2 separate regions of the Homo sapiens genome follow, and region 2 is linked to region 1. A link is an interaction called in ENCODE POLR2A ChIA-PET data of the cell type or tissue named here. Cell type or tissue: OCI-LY7. All regions are shown on one strand. Each heading gives the region's core, and the rest is flanking DNA. Links, peaks and the distances in the headings are about the cores only.

What was found. Peaks named below come from ENCODE experiments on the same cell type or tissue, not always from the same donor. Only the 100,000 strongest peaks of a DNase experiment are listed, where the experiment ranks them.
Region 2: POLR2A ChIA-PET joins it to region 1 with 5 read pairs; 2 of 35 experiments call an interaction of 5 or more read pairs at or near these places.

The regions. Positions count from the first base shown.
Region 1 is chr5:17,473,982-17,482,328 of GRCh38, reverse strand. LINC02218 (long intergenic non-protein coding RNA 2218) reads right to left here. Exons shown (of 3, transcript NR_134270.1): 2 at 4,573-4,714. Among named protein-coding and RNA genes, the nearest start is that of H3Y2, 14 kb to the left of the region's middle. In OCI-LY7, for the core only: no CTCF peak of the experiment used is centred there; a DNase peak (open chromatin) is centred at 4,538.
Region 2 is chr5:17,769,109-17,777,455 of GRCh38, reverse strand. The region is part of intron 2 of LOC105374666 (a long non-coding RNA gene); the gene reads right to left. Among named protein-coding and RNA genes, the nearest start is that of LINC02223, 34 kb to the left of the region's middle. In OCI-LY7, for the core only: no CTCF peak of the experiment used is centred there; no DNase peak of the experiment used is centred there.

The DNA.
Region 1 (8,347 bases), core at 218-8,217:
TTTTTTTTTTTAATTTTATCCCTGGCAGGGGAATTTCTTAACTGTCATGGTCTTTCAGAAAACCGGTCAATGCCTTAGATGCCCTAAATCTACCAAGCATAGTTCCAGGCACTTATTTCCTACTTGGTTTATCCTGTTGTAATTTCTTTAATTATTACACAGATACTGAATTTAAACACATAACTGAAACTGTTTATGATATTCAGAGACCATAAGTGTTTCATTTTATTGTCGCAAAATTTCTTGTTGGGTATCAAATAGGTATAAGCAGAAGTTAGCTCTCTGATGACTCTAAAATGAATCTGAAGTTTACAAAAACCAACACAGTGCTTACAAATTATTTTGATGCTTCCTTTTTTAGCTGAACAATATAAAAGGGAGCTGGGAAAGATGAGTTCCCTTCATGGTAGAACATAGAAGCTACATGGACTGGGAAGATTCATTCCAATTCTTCATTCTACCAGATCTGAATCGACTCTGCTCTCTAGTGGGCACCCCCATCCTTTAACTTCGGGGTATGGAAAGATCAAGACAGAAGAAAATAAAAGAAGAAGAAAATAAGGGGCAAGGGAGCAGAAAAGAAAGAGCGGTGTGCTCTATAGGAACTGGCATTTCCTTAGGAGTGGAAAAAGAAAATTCAAACCCAACTATGCCCCTCCATCCCCTAACCTTTCCCTATCGAAGCAAGCTGCCTCCTCTGAACCACTGTACTGAGATTTCTAACAATGCTGTGCCAGCTTTCCCCTGCCTTGTTCCTCTAACAGCTCTCCTCCCATCCTTGAATAATAAGAATCAGCTGACAAACTCTGGGTCTTAGAGATGTATATGCTTCACTTGTGTTTAGCATTGGGCGTGAAGATCCAAGGGGGTAGCAATCACAGAGCATGGTAAGAAACACGTATTTATTCCTAAAGGCTTTCAGGTTGACTGTAGGGTGCATTTACATTGGATGATTTGATTTCTGGAGTGTGTGTGTGTGCGTGTGAGCATGTGTGTGTTGTGTAAGGATTGTATTACCACTAAAACTCTCTGGAATATAGTAAGACCAATTTAGATTTAACACTTCAGTTAGTTGGTTGATTTTATTTTTTCTCCATAAAAATAAATAATTATTTTATTTTTTCTCCATAAAAATAAATGATTATTTTATTTTATAATTTCTGTTTAGGTACCATCACTGAGTGTTATTAAAAAGGGAAAAAAATGCAAGCTAAAAAGAAAAAAAAGGGAGAAAAAGGTAATTACCAACAAATTGTTAAGAATACATCTGTTTTTTTAACATTGCTTATTAGCATTTATTCCATAAGTATTTAGTGTTCACTGAGATTATAGCAATAGTCTCTGGCTTCTCAGCAGACCACATTGTCACCTCCCTCAAAAAATTATATATATATGTATAATATATAGTACTTGTATCTATTATATATTATACTTATATATAATTTTTATATATAGGTATGTATATCTATATGCCTATTAGATATATACACACCTATATATGTGTGTGTGTATGTGTATATATATATATATATATATATATATATAAAGCATATATATATCAGATGGAAACACATCGGTTCCTACCCTTAAACGTGTCTACATCTGTATCCAGATCAGATTTTTCAGATTTCTCCCTTCTCTTTCATCACAATGATGATTCCTCCCCCACCTATAAATTATTCTCTACCTGTGGTCTAAGTCCCACAGTAGCCTCTCTGAAAATATCCCTTATTTATTTATTTCTGTCTTTCCTCTCTACTACTTTTACCCCAGAAGCAGATAAATACTGTCAATGTCTCCTGCCTTGAAAATAATTAACTTCACTCTCCTCATCTACCCACTAGCTATTGGCTATTCTCCTCCCACCTAAGAACTGGGCTCCTTCTGAGAGTTGTCAGTCCGGCCTGTCTCCTCTTGGTCAACTTCTGTTGACTTCTCAAGTCTGGCTTCTGCCTTCATCACGCCACTGACACTCCTCTCATATGTCAAATGCAGGATTTGACAATGTTCACCACTCATTTCCTTTAAAAAAAAAAAAAAATCCTTTTCCTGTGGCTTCTGGATCAGGTTCCCAAGCTATTCTAGGTTGATTTCCCTGTGTTGACATACTTCTTTTTTTTTTTTTTTTTGAGACAGAGTCTTACCCTGTCGCCCAGGCTGGAGTGCAATGGCGCCATCTCGGCTCACTGCAACCTCCACCTCCTGGGTTCAAGTGATTCTCCTGCCTCAGCCTCCCGAGTAGCTGGGATTACAGGCGCATACCACGATGCCCAGCTAATTTTGTGTATCTTTAGTAGAGACGAGGTTTCATCATGGTGGTCTCGAACTCCTGAACTTGTGATCCGCCCGCCTCGGCCTCCCAAAGTGCTGGGATTACAGGAGTGAGCACCACGCTAGGCCAACATACTTCTAAGTCTCCTAGTGAACTCATCTTTTTCTAGCTGGCTGAATGGTCATCAATTATCAGGGTCACTCTCTCAGCCTCTTACTTTTCCCCTTTTCCTGGTTCTCCTGACAACCTCATCCATTCTTGCCTCTTACAACCATCTCTATGCTAATGAATACACCTCCCATTTTCTCCCTTCATTTTCAACTCATAGAATTTCCAAAATTAAAGAAACACAATGGAAAGAGGAATAAAAAATGTATTCCTCATACCATAGGTCTGGCACCAACTTTGAAGTTGTTTTATTTCCCCAAAACTCTGTAGCATTTATGCATCTAAAAGTTGCATCACAGGCTTTGGTTGTGAAGATCTTGAAAAAAGCAGAATTCTTTGCACAGTATATGTTTTTAAACTGGAGATTAAATTGTCAACAAACTGCTTATTATATGTTTAATAATATGACAAGAGGGGTTAGATGATGTTAACTTTGAATTGAATTATTAAATGTTAAATCTGGGTAATGAGTGCATAGGAACACATTATCTAGCATATGTTTAAATTTTCCATAATAAAAAGTTTCTTTTTAATTTCTACCCTCATAGTGCTTACGTGCTACTTTACAAAATACAGAATTCTCAATTCAAAGGAATTGAACCAAAAATCAACCTAATCCCATCACCCTTCAATGGGACTAGAGAAACTAAGTGACTTTTTCATGTTTCCTAGTTTCTTACACAAAAGTATTGATGAAAATGACAGCATATAGACTCATCTATTAAATATGAAATTTAACCAGAGCTGACTGTGTATTGAGCACTTTCCAAGGGTCAAGAGAATTGAGATGAATCATTTGTGCAAAATTTATACTACAGCCTTTGAACCAGTGAACAAGCTAGAATAATGTAGAACATTTAGGGCAGACATCTTTAAGGTTCACTATAAAAATCACAGAGAAAGGAATATACCACAAAAGCCTTCCACTCCTGACAACATGGAAAACATGGATCTCTGAATCAGCTTTGAGAAGGTGACAGCTTTGGGTTTTGTGCTTTAAGGAACACCTAGTTTAAAAATGAAGGTGCCTTGCATGTGCACTGAACACCTTCCCAAATGTTGTCATGTTGCCTGCTGGAATTTTTTTTTTTTTTTTTTTTTTTTTGAGACAGAGTCTCACTCTGTCACCCAGGCTGGAGTGTGATGGTGCAATCTCAGCTCATCACAACCTCCGCCTCTCAAGTTCAAGCAATTCTCCTGCCTCAGCCTCCTGAGTAGCTGGGATTACATGCGCGCACCACCACACCCAGCTAATTTTTGTATTTTTACTAGAGAAACATGGTTTCTCCATGTTGGTCAGGCTGGTCTCAAACTCCCGAACTCAGGTGATCTGCCTGCCTTGGCCTCCCAAAGTGCTGGGATTGCAGGTGTGAGCCACCGCACCTGGCCTCCTGCTTGAATATCTTAAACACTCCTATCAACATAGGTGCTTGTAGTGGGCTGAATGGTGGCACCCAAAAAGATGCGCATCCAGTATCATCTGTCTGGGCTCTAAGTGCAATCACATGTTCTGGGCTCTCAATGCAACCACCTGTATCGTTTTAGGAAAGGGTCTGAGTTTGGGGACAGACACACAGAGGAGAGATACACATAAGAGGAGTAGGTGACATGAAGATGGATCAAGGAGAGACACAGCCACAAGCCAAGGGACAGCTGCAGCCACCAGAAGCTGGAAAAGGAAAGGATCACATTCATCCCCAGAGCCTCTGGGGAGTAAAGCTCTGCTGATACCTTAATTTCAGACTTCTGGTCTCCAGAATTGTAAGGAAAGTAATTTCTGTTGTTTTAAGCTACCTCGTGTGTGCTGATGTGTTACGGCAGCCCTGGGAAACTAATGCAGTGCTACGTTTCCTTCCTTCTGTTAAAGCTACTCAGCTATGCAACATGCTACTGGCTGCTACCTTAGAGTTGAAGAGAATTTGTGTCTCTAATAACATGATGACAGACTTTAAGAGGATTCCTTCAAGAACTTATTTGCATGAAGTAAAGATTCAGTCTTAGAGTTTTCAATATTCATCACATAGGCTATGAGAAGGTCCCTTACTCTTCATTGCATGGGCCTCAGTGTGGGAGGGGGTGTGGAGTGAGTGCTTAACATCTGCAGATAGAGCGGAGTTCACTTAAACACTTACTGATCCGTATCATGAGCAAAGTGGTGTGCTGTCACTGCTACTGTAATGGGCACGGCTGAAGACTGGTCCTATGACTTTCCGCAGCTCAGAAGGATGCTTAATGGCATTTTGAAATAGGACTGCCTCTATAATTGGCAGGAACCTGTGAAAAATAAAAATGTAGGGCTTCTTGTTCAAAAATTATCCAGAATATCAAAACAGCAGAGAATTAAGTCAAGTAAGTACCAGGCTCTTCTGAGAATGGACCCTGTGCAACTGCACAGATCAAATGTCCGTGAAACCAACTGTGTTTAGACATATTCAGTTCAAGGAGAGTGTATTGTCAGGGAAAAACCTTCAGAGATGATTCTTCCAGCAAAGAAAAAAAAAAAAAGTGGGGAGTGGAACAAGCTTCCCCTATACCTCAGTGTGGCAGAGACCCAGGGACAGAAAACCCTGGCAGCTGGTGAAGACAGAACCTCTCAAAGCAGAATGAGAGGCAACGAGCCACAGTACATCTCCCAGATAATTAGAGACAGTGATTGGAAATAAACTGAAGCTCGGCCTGGTGATGGGTATCAGAGGAAAGCAAGAGCGCCTTAGCAACATAATTAACAAAGGCTCTAATCTAGTCTTGAGCAAGCATATTTATTAACAAGCTAAATATAGATAGATACTAGTACACAGTAATAACATCAAACATATTAATATGTATATGCTAACATATTGAAATTTATGTACATATACATGTATATCTATCTTTTAGCCATTTTCTCCTTATTGTCTTTATCCCATAGCATTTAAATACTGCCAAATATTATATATTACATGTATATACTACTATTTCATATATATTAGTATACAATACTATTTTATGTAATATATTTAATATTTTATAAAATTGTATATAAATTATCTTATACAATATATGATTGTGTATGTAGTACATGTGGCTTTTTTTTTGAGACAGAGTCTTGCTCTGTCATACAATATATGATTGTGTATGTTAATACATGTGGCTTTTTTTTTTTTTGAGACAGAGTCTCACTCTGTCATACAATATGTGATTGTGTATGTAATACATGTAGCTTTTTTTTTTTTTTTTTTGAGACAGGGTCTTGCTCTGTCACCCAGTCTGGAGTGCAAGGGCGCGATCTCAACTCACTGCAACCTCCACCTCCCAGGTTCAAGCAATTCTCCTGCCTCAACCTCCTGAGTAGCTGGGACTACAGGCACATGCTGCCATGCCTGGCTAATTTTTTGCATTTTAGTAGAGACAGAGTTTGTGTGCCCAGGCTGGTCGGGAACTCCTGAGCTCAGGCAATCTGCCTGCCTTGGCCTCCCAAAGTGCTGGGATTACAGGTGTGACCCACTGCGTCCGGCCAATACGTGTGTATTTTATACTATGGAGGGACCTCATGGGTGCACTGAAGGAAGCATTTAGACCAGTGAATTTTTTTTAACCTTTATCTTAGGTTTGGGGTACAAGTGAAGGTTTGTTAAACAGGTAAAAACGTGTCATGGGGGTTTGTGGTACATAGTATTTCATTACCTGGGTACTAAGCCCAGTACCCAATAGTTATCTTTTCTGCTCCTCTTCCTCCTCCCACCCTCCACCCACAGGTAGGCCCCAGTGTCTGTTGTTTCCTTCTCTGTTTCTTGGTTTCTCTTTTTTACAAGACACAGTTTTACTCTGTCACCCAGGCTAGAGTGCAGTGACACGATCTTGGCTCACTGCAACCACCTCCCAGGTTCAAGTGATTCTTGCACCTCAGTCTCCTGAATAGCTGGGATTACAGGCATGCACCACCAGCCTGGCTACTTGTTGTATTTTTAGTAGAGATGGGGTTTCACACCATGTCGGCCAAGCTGGTCTCAAACTCCTGACCTCAAGTGATTCACCCGTCTTGGCCTCCCAAAGTGCTGGGATTACAGGTGTGAACCACCATGCCAGGCCATTGTTTCCTTCTTTGTGTTCACAAGTTCTCATCATTTAGCTCCCACGTATAAGTGACAACATGCAGTAGTTGGTTTCCTGTTCTTATTTTAGTTTGCTAAGGATAATGGACTCCAGCTCCACCCATGTTCTCTCAAAAGACATGATCTCATTTTTTATGGCTGCATAGAATTCCATGGTGTATATATACCATATTTTCTTTATTTAATCTGTCATTGATGGGCATTTAGGTTATTTCCTGTCTTTGCTATTGTGAATAGTGCTGCAATGAACATTTGTGTGCATGTATCTTTATGGTAGAATTATTTTTATTTCTCTGGGTATATAAGCAGTAATAGGATTGCTGGGTCAAATGGTAGTTCTGCTTTCAGCTCTTTGAGGAATCACCATACTGCTTTCCACAATGGTTAAACTAATTTACACTCCCACCAACAGTGTACACATGTTCCTTTTTCTCCACAACCTTGCCAGCATCTGTTATTTTTTTACTTTTTCATAATAGCCATTCTGACTAGTGTGGGATAGTACCTCATTGTGGTTTTGATTTGCATTTCTTTGATGATCAGTGATATTGAACTTCTATTCATATTCTTGTTGGCTGCATGTAGGTCTTCTTTTGAGAAGTGTATGTTCATGTCCTTTGCCCACTTTTTCATGTGGTTGTTAGTTTTTCTCCTGTAAATTTGTTTAAGTTCCTTATAGATGCTGGATACTAGACCTTTGTCAGATGCATAGTTTGCAAGTATTTTCTCCCATTCTGTAGGTTGGCTATTTACTCTGTTTATAGCTTCCTTTTCTGTGCAGAAGTTCTTAAGTTTAATTAGATCTCACTTGTCAATTTTTGCTTTTAGTTGCAATGGCTTTTGGTGTCTTTGTCATGAAATCTTTGCCTGTTCTTATGCCCAGGATAGTATTGCCTAGGTTGTCTTCTAGGGTTTTGATAGTTTTGAGTTTTACATTTAAGTCTTTAATCCATCTTGAGTTGATTTTTGCATATGGTCTAAGGAAAAGGTCTAGCTTCAATCTTCTGCATATGGCTAGCCAGTTATCTCAGCACCTTTTATTTAACAGTGAGTCTTTTCCCCATTTCTTGTTTTTGTCAGCTTTGTCAAAGATCAGATGGTCATAGATGTGCAGCCTTATTTCTGGGCTCTCTATTCTGTTCCACTTGTCTATATGCCTGTTTTTATACCAGTACCGTGCTGTTTTGCTTACTGTAGCCTTTGTAGTATAGTTTGAAGCTGGGTAACATGATGCTTCCAGCTTTGTTCTTTTTTCTTATGACTGCCTTGGCTATTCAGGCTCCTTTTTGGTTCCATATAAATTTTAAAATAGTTTTTTCTAGTTCTGTGAAGAATGTCTTTGGTAGTTTGATACAGATAGCACTGAATCTGTAAATTGCTTTGGAGAGTATAGCCATTTTAATGATATTGATTCTTTTTATCCATGAGCATGGGATGTTTTTCCATTTGTTTGTGTCTTCTCTGATTTCTTTGAGCAGTGTTTTGTAATTCTCTTTATAATTTGTAATTGAACAATATTTTGCCAATTCTTTCACCTCCCTGGTTAGCTATACTCCTGTGTATTTTATTCTTTTTGTGGTAATTGTGAATGGGATTGTCTTTCTGATTTGGCTCGAGATTTGGCTGTTGTTGGTATATAGGAAAGCTCAGGATTTTTGTACATTGATTTTTGTATCCTGAGACTTTGCTGAACTTATTTATCAGCTGGAGGAGCTTTTGGGCCAGGACTATGAGGTTTTCTAGATATGGAATCATGTCATCTACAAACAGAGATATTTTGACATCCTCTCTTCCTTCTTGGATGCCCTTTATTTCT
Region 2 (8,347 bases), core at 265-8,264, 300 kb before region 1:
GTAATCCCAGCACTTTGGGAGGCCGAGGCGGGCGGATCACTTGAGGTCGGGAGTTCAAGAACAGTCTGACCAATATGAAGAAACCCCGTCTCTACTAAAAATACAAAAATTAGCCGGGAGTGTTGGCGCATGCCTGTAATCCCAGCTACTTGGGAGGCTGAGGCAGGAGAATCACTTGAACCTGGGAGGCGGAGGTTGTGGTGAGCCGAGATCGCGCCATTGCACCCCAGCCTGGGCAACAAGAGTGAAACTCCGTCTCAAAAAAAAAAAAAAAAAAAAAAAAAAAAACTAGTAAAAAATAAAAAGCCTGAACATTCTAGAAAAGGGGACACAAAGGTGGAAGTGTGTAGCAAAGGCCAACACTGAGCTTCAGAGGAGGAAAGTTTCCCTCTGCGGAGCCAGACCAAAGAAGGAAAGGAAGGGCGCAGATAAAGGTATGTTTACAGTCAAGTAAGGAAAAGCAAAACTCAAAAAAATGATTTACATTGTTTTAATCCTTTGCTCAATCACCAAGAATTTAGTCATTATCACAAATGAGGCTATATTGTAATAAACATTTATTTAAGCCCTGCAATAAAAAAAAAACCTGACTGGTGGGTACAAGAAAACCCAAACAAAGCATTACCCGGCATGAAGACAACAGTGGTGCCAAGAACTACAGGACAGAGCATCTCTAGCTAGATTATCAGGGCTACTTTGACAGGAGATATTTAACTAATTTGTAAAAAGTGATTAAGAAAACATTTTAGATGTAGCGAATGGCACTAATTAATATTCAGTAAATAATATAGCTTATTATGCCCAAAGTTGACACTCAGCGATTCCTTGGCCCCAGGGTGAGTTGAAGGGAAGTGAATGTGAGTGGGCTAAGGAAGAACAGATGATGGAACTATCAACTTGAGGGAGAGGTGTGCAGGATGGGCACAGGGCTGGGGAGAATAGAGAGAATGCCTCTCAGAGCCCCTCACTTCATCACCAATAACCATCATCTCTGATGACACACAGGGGTGTTCCAATTCCATCCATGCAGCACCCTCATTCTCCACCCTTTATTCTCTTTGTCCAGCCTGCATTCTCTTTGTTGTCAGTAATTTTATACTCAAAACATAAACATTTTAATTTCCCATAGAAAATTTCCAAAAATTCTATGTACTGGATCTTAATTAATTCTAGAATATAGGTATCAAACAGAAAACATTCTCTCACCAAAATGTGATATAGCTAGAAATGTCAAAAAAAAAAGAAAAATGAAATACCGCTACCAATTAGAAATGTTTAAATTCACTATAAATAACACTTAGCTCAAAGAAGAATTCAAATCCAAAGCCGTGGCATACTTTTAAGAGATAATGAAAAACAACAGATTTCAGAACTTAAGAGACACAGTTAAAGCACTGTTCAGAAGAAAATCTATAGCTTTAATTATTTTTATTATTAACCCAAGAACAATGAAAATAAATTAAATATTTAACTCAAACAATTACAAAAGACATCAAAATAAAATTTAAAAGAGATGAAAGTAAACTACATTTTAGTCAGAAATAAATGAATTATGAAACAAGGAAAATGAAAAGTGAAACTAATTATTAAATTCAAGAGCTGGTTCTTATAAAATATAAAACACATAAACTACTAAAGTACTCTAATAAAGAAAAAAGAAAGAACATAAATACCAAAATTTAGAATAATAAGGTAAAAATAAGATACAGACAAAATTTTTGAATGTTGAATTTATTGTTCAACCCTATGCAAATAAATTTAAAAACTTGAATGAAATGGAAGATTTTCTGAAGAAAAGTTTACATTACCTAAACTCCAACAAGATTTTTTAATGTAAAACACACCAATTGACATCTTTTTTTAAATGGTTGACAAATTTTCCAAGATATATGCCCTCCCATGATGGTATCTGACCCAAAGAATTTACAGAAAAATTTTAACAAGTCATTAAGGAACAGGCATTTCCAATACTATTTAAACTGTTCTACACTACAAAGAAAAAAGAAAAAGTTCCTAAGTATTTTTGTAAAGCTATTACCAATGAAAATATAATACACAAAAGCCAAGACAACCTTATGGGTCAATCTCACTTGTAAGTATCAAGGGAAAGTTCTTAATAAAATTTTAACAAATAGAATTGAGAGTATATACTAAGAATAATAAAAAGCTACCAGGCATGGTGGTGGGTACCTGTGGTCCCAGCTACACGGGAGGCTGAGAGAAGAGAATTACTTGAGTCCAGGTGTTTGAGACTCTCCTGGGCAACATAGCAAGACCTTGTCCCTTAGTAGTAGTAATAATAATAATAATAATAGTAATAATATTAAGAAGAAATACTCCTTGATGACAAATGAGATTCATTTTAAGAATGCAAGAATGGTTCGACATTAATACTAAACATAATATCTATGAAGCAAAGGAGGCAACATATCATAAGATTATGTCCTAGTTTCTAAAGGAACATTTTATAATATTCAACATAATATTGTGCAACAATTACCCCTGACGTTTTGAAACTCCCAATAAATTATAAGTAGATGACTGTTTCTGAAATTTATGTATCTTGAGTCAAATTGCAGCATCATGATTAATTGTTAAATACTAGTAGCATCTTATTTTATTAGAGTCAGGAATAAGATAAAATTTTACCATTATCCATAATATTGACTAATATTATTTCTGAAAATGCTAACTACAGAATACAGAAATAAAAGTTGTAAAAATTAAAAAGAAAAAGGCAAAATTTTATTGTTTGCCAATATTATAATTGAATAGCATGAACTAACAAACTGTTAGAAGAACTAAAAAGACCCAGTTGGCTTATTACAAAATTACCAATAAAATCAATGTATTTCCTGTATAAGACAACAATCATCAGAAAAATAAGTTTTAAAACCTCATTTACAATAGGAGCATTTTAAAAAAGAATAAAATACCTAAAACTTAATAAACCAGGCCAGGCACACTGGCTCACACCTGTAATCCCAACACTTTGGGAGGCTGAGGTGGGAGGATTGCTTGAGCCCAGGAGTTCAAGACCAGCCTGGGCAACATTGTGGAGCCCTGTCTCTACAAAAAACAAAATTAAAAAATTTAGCCAGACATGGTGGTAGGTGCCTGGAGTCCTAGCTACTCAGGAGGCTGACATGCAAGGATGGTCTGAGCCCAGGAGGTTGAGGCTACAGTGACCAGTGATGGTGTCACTGCACTCTGGCCTGGATGACAAGAGTGAGAACCTGTTTCAAATAAAACAAAACAAAAACCCACACATACACAGAAGAAAAAAATAAATCTAATAAGGCTCATTGAAGAGTTCTATAAAAAAATATTAAAACTCTACTGAGATACATAAAGACATCAAAAAGTAAAGATAAATACTGAGCACTCATACAGAACCACTAAATGTTTTAAATGGCTCAATTATTCCAAATTTTATTGATATATTTAATATTCCAAGCACAATGCAAGAGTTTATTTAAGTTGGCAAGCTCATTCTAAACTTTATATTAGAAAACAAAAGGCAAGAATACTCAGGAAATTTACAATAAAGAGTAATAAGGAGAAACCAGACCTGCCATGTAGTAAATAGTCATCAAAACCTTTCAGTAGCAGAGGTCAAATAAACAGATCAAGGTACAGAGTAGAGAATTTAAAAATATATCCACATAAATATATGAATCCATTATGCTAAAGGTGGCACTTTAAGTCTTGGAGGAAAAAATAGGTTGTTCAATAAATGCTGTTACAATAAATGACATGGGTGGGAAAAAGTCATGTGTGATCCCCATCCCACTCTATCAAAATCTTACCTATTTTGATAGAATTTATTTTAATTCTAGATGCTTCAAAAATTTATTTGTTGAAGAAAAGTAAAAATGAAATCATGGAGAGGTTTACTTCTATGAAGACAGAATAAACATACTTTTCTTTCTTCCTCCACTAAGTAGAACAAAAATACCTGGGCATTAGCACAATTTGCAAGTGCAAAAATGTGGAACCAGCTCAAATGCCCATCAATCAATGAGTGGATAAAGAAACTGTGGTAGATAGAGAGATGATAGATAGATAGATAGATGATAGATAGATAGATAGATAGATAGATAGATAGATAGATAGATAGATAGATGATAGATAGATAAATAGATAGATGATAGATAGATAGATGATAGATGATAGATAGAGATATAGAGATGGAATACTACTCAGCCATAAGAAGGAATGAATTAATGGCATTCACAGCAACCTGAATGGTATTGGAGACTATTATTCTAAGCAAAGTAACTCAGGAATGGAAAACCAAACATCATATGTTCTCACTTATAAGTGGGAGCTAAGCTATGAGGATGCGAAGGCATAAGAATGATACAATGGACTTTGGGGACTCAGGGGAAAAGAGTGGGAAGCGGGTGAGGGATAAAAGACTGCAAATCAGGTTCAGGGTATACTGCTCTGGTGATGGGTGTACCAAAATCTCACAAATCACCACTAAAGAACTTACTTATATCAACAAATACCAGCTGTTTACCCAAAAAATAAAACCATGGAAATGAAAAAATTTTTAGAAATAAAATACATGGGCATTATCCATCAAACAAACATAGAAAATGTTGAAATGTGGAGAAGGCAAATGGGCCAGAGACCTTGGGATGTGAGGTACCTCCTTAGAGGGGAGTTCCCTGAATTTCTATTTTGCCTCATAGATCCCAGCCTTGAGCTGAGGAAAGCAAAGCTGACACCTGAAAATCCCATGAATTCAAACCCAAAAAGCCCCAACAGAAGCCCAATCCCTCCAGCCAAAGACCAAGATGGGGCAGCCCATCAAGACAGGAACTTTCAGACAGGAAGCACTCTACGCCAGCCACACACCATAGGATAAAGGTCTGTGGCCCCACTCCCACCCACCGCAACAATGACCACATGGGACACTGACTTCCGCCTTCTCCAGGCTGCAGCGAGGCACCCACCGACCTCAGGTTCAGTCAGGCATCTGGGAAGACTGGCCTTCCACACACAGCTGGCAATAGCAAGCTGCCACTCCCCATCCCTACCAGGGTGATGTGCGAGGAGGCCCAGTGGAGGGTCTGGGCTTTCAGCACTACCAGTGGTAATGAAGCCACCTCCCCACTCTGTGGTATCAGTGGAGGTTATGTGAGCATGAGTTACTTCTACCCCTCCCAGCCAAAGAGGTATCAGTGGAGAGCTGCTGGGGAACTAGAATCCAACCATCATCCAGCAGTGACAAAGAGCCCCAGCAGCAATGTGACAGCCACGATGCAACTAGCTGAGAGAGCAATTTACAAACATATTTACAACAAATGAAAAATAGTCTAAACAAATATAAAATATGTAAAGAAGAAGAACCAAACGGGAATCTTAGAACAAAAATATATAATACTGTAGCTGAAATAAAAATCTCAGTGGATGGGCTCCATGGCAGAATAAAGGGGACAGAGGAAAGAGATAATGAACTGAGAGATAAAGCAATTTGCTATTTGCTACAATGAGTAAATCTGAAAAGGAGAAAATCTAATCTATTTTCCAAATAGATCTAAATTTATATTATCTGAGTCCTTGAAAAAAAATAACTCAAAGTTATTCAAAGTTATAGTGGCTGAAACCTTTCCAGTTTGGCAAAAGACATAAATATATAGATTCAAGAAGCTGAGGGAACCACAAATAGGAGAAACCCAAAGAAATCCACACCAAGATAAATCATTTTAATTCTGAAAATTAAAGACAAAGGGAGAGGCAGAGCAGAGGTCAGGCTGCACCATCTGCGGTCCAGCTGCGTTTTTCTGCTATTGATCTTTTGTTCTCCTTCATCCTTGGGCTCATAGAAAGATGGAATCCACATTTCTGGGTCTCCCAAATGCATCAATCTTAAGAGAAATAAATAGAACTTCTCTCTCAATGGTTTTAGAATTGAGAACACTTATTTCCCAAAATCTACAAAGAAACCTTCTGTTGTATTTTATTGGGCCAAATTTGGTTCTATGCCTGTTTCTAAAGCAATCCCTGGGCTAAGAGAGTGCCTTATACTGATTGGCTTAGCCTGGGTTTTCTAAAGCAATCTTTATGGCAAAGGAGAGGAACTATTTGATTAAATCAAAAATTAGGTCCCATCCTGGTGTGTGGTGAAATAAATCCCTCCCAGTGTACCACAAATTATAGAGTTCTCTAGCAATTAATATGGATCAAGCACTGTCCATGTGATAGGAGATGAGGGCTAAATTAATAACGGGCATCTTGAATTTACCTTCTTTTTCAGGCAACATGTATACATCCATTGGATTTTCTGTAATTAAAGTCCCCAGCCTCCAAATTATAATATTTCTGAACTGAGAATTGCAAGCAAGGCTGGAAGGGTGGCAGTGGGCTCATTGGTAATAAAGCCAGTGTTCCTCCTTTGGCTTATCTCAAGAATATAACATTTTTCCTATCAAGCAGACTTTGCTATGCAGACCACCTACAAGTTTATAAATCAAGTCTCCCAAATATCTGAAGACAACCTATACAAAAGGAAGCGTCCATCAGCTTGATGTGCTACTAAGCATGAGGAGGCATGGCCACAAGGCCTTTGTCTGACATGTACTTGCCTTTCTCACACTGTTAGTTTCTCACTACACAGTAAATAAGATCCTCTACATTAAAAACTATGTGTCACTCCTCACCTCCCTTCCTTCTATATACAAAAAAAAAGAAGCTGAAACTTAAAGTATGACTTATCTAATGATATATAATTGGTAAATTTTTGATTCATAACCAGTTAGTTGAACTCTGCATTCGGGACTGTCTTCATCATACATCTAAGATTTTTTTATTAGCTGGTGACATCATTCACCAAGACAATTTAAGTTCAATTTTTATAGAAATTGTTATAAACAGGTCATAAAAAAACATTAAAATACCACTCCTCTATTTTAATTCTTTCTTAAAAACAAATAATTAAAAATAGATGTGCCTGCTGCAGGATGCCATGGTCACTTGCAGATGTGTGGCAGAAAAATCATTTCTGATTCTTATTTAACCTGGTGGTTCATGAATTAACCATCAGAGGGCCCCCAAAAATGAACTTCCAAATCAATGTAATTAACATGCTCAGCTAATTTATGTATAGGAAGGTTTATGACTTCTTCCTTCAAATTTTTAGAGTATAAGGAAATCCTTGGGAATTGTTTTCTCTAAAATTAATGTGACATGTGACTTGGAGGAATTTGGACAGCTTCAAGGTCTTCTAAGAATAATAAATATTTCTGCCACAAGGAAACTCTTTGAATTCATCAGTTAATGTCATGATCTCAGCAGCCTGGCCCCAAATAGGGGAACCACTCTAGTAATTCTTCTGCTATCAAGTCACTGTGTTATTTGAATATCTTTTTATTAATGCACTTAATATTTTAAGCAGCAAATTGTAGACACTGTCTACCAAAGTGACACATTAGGGACATGGGATCCCTGAGTTGCTTTTGCTGTTTGCTAGTGCCCCAGCTGGGAGACTCTTTGCTGAGTTGCCCATCTAAGCAAAGAGTCTCCTGGCTGGGGCACTAGCAAAGGGCAAAAGAAAACTTTCAGAACATTTTGCTTATGAGCCAGTATTTCAACTCATGCCAGCAAAGATCACGTAATAAAAATATGTAGGTATTAGTTAAATGCAATTCAAAATTACTTTATGAATTTTACACACTGTGCAGCTAAATAACACCACTGAGGGGTGTGTTATAAAAATGTAGCATATAGACACTAATAAAAATCTAAATTTCTTCTTTGGAAATAAAAATGCATCTAGATCTATCTTAACAAACCCTGAGGACTGCAACCTTGTGGTGAGCTGCAGAACTCTTTGTCAAAATATTTAACCTGGATTCAGGGTGACAAACTATCTGTATTTCCCACAGCCACTCCTAATGGCTCTAGAAGGAAATATGGCTTCCATAGCAGCCACGCTGCTGTAATTGGTAAGTAGGAAGGCTCATAAATTCAGTAATTATGACCTGTTATGGAAAAATGCAGCTGGGTTCTGACTGGTTTGAGTGTCCCTGGGGGGTTCATCAGTCAACAATCATTTATGGAGCATTTACTATGCTCAGGCAACGTTCTCAGCACTGGGGATATAGAAGTAAAGAAGGTAGTGAGTGTACCTATCCTTACAAAATTCACATTCTCATAGGTGCGGGGAAATGGGCAGCTAGTATACATGGAAACTAATAGATCTGATCATTTCACCAGACACTAACAAGAGCTATACTTAAAGTAAGATAATTTTATATAGACAGAGAGTGGTCAAGGAGATCCTCTCTGAGAAGTGACATCTGAGGTGAACCCATTTGCTAAGGTGGGGTTAATGGAT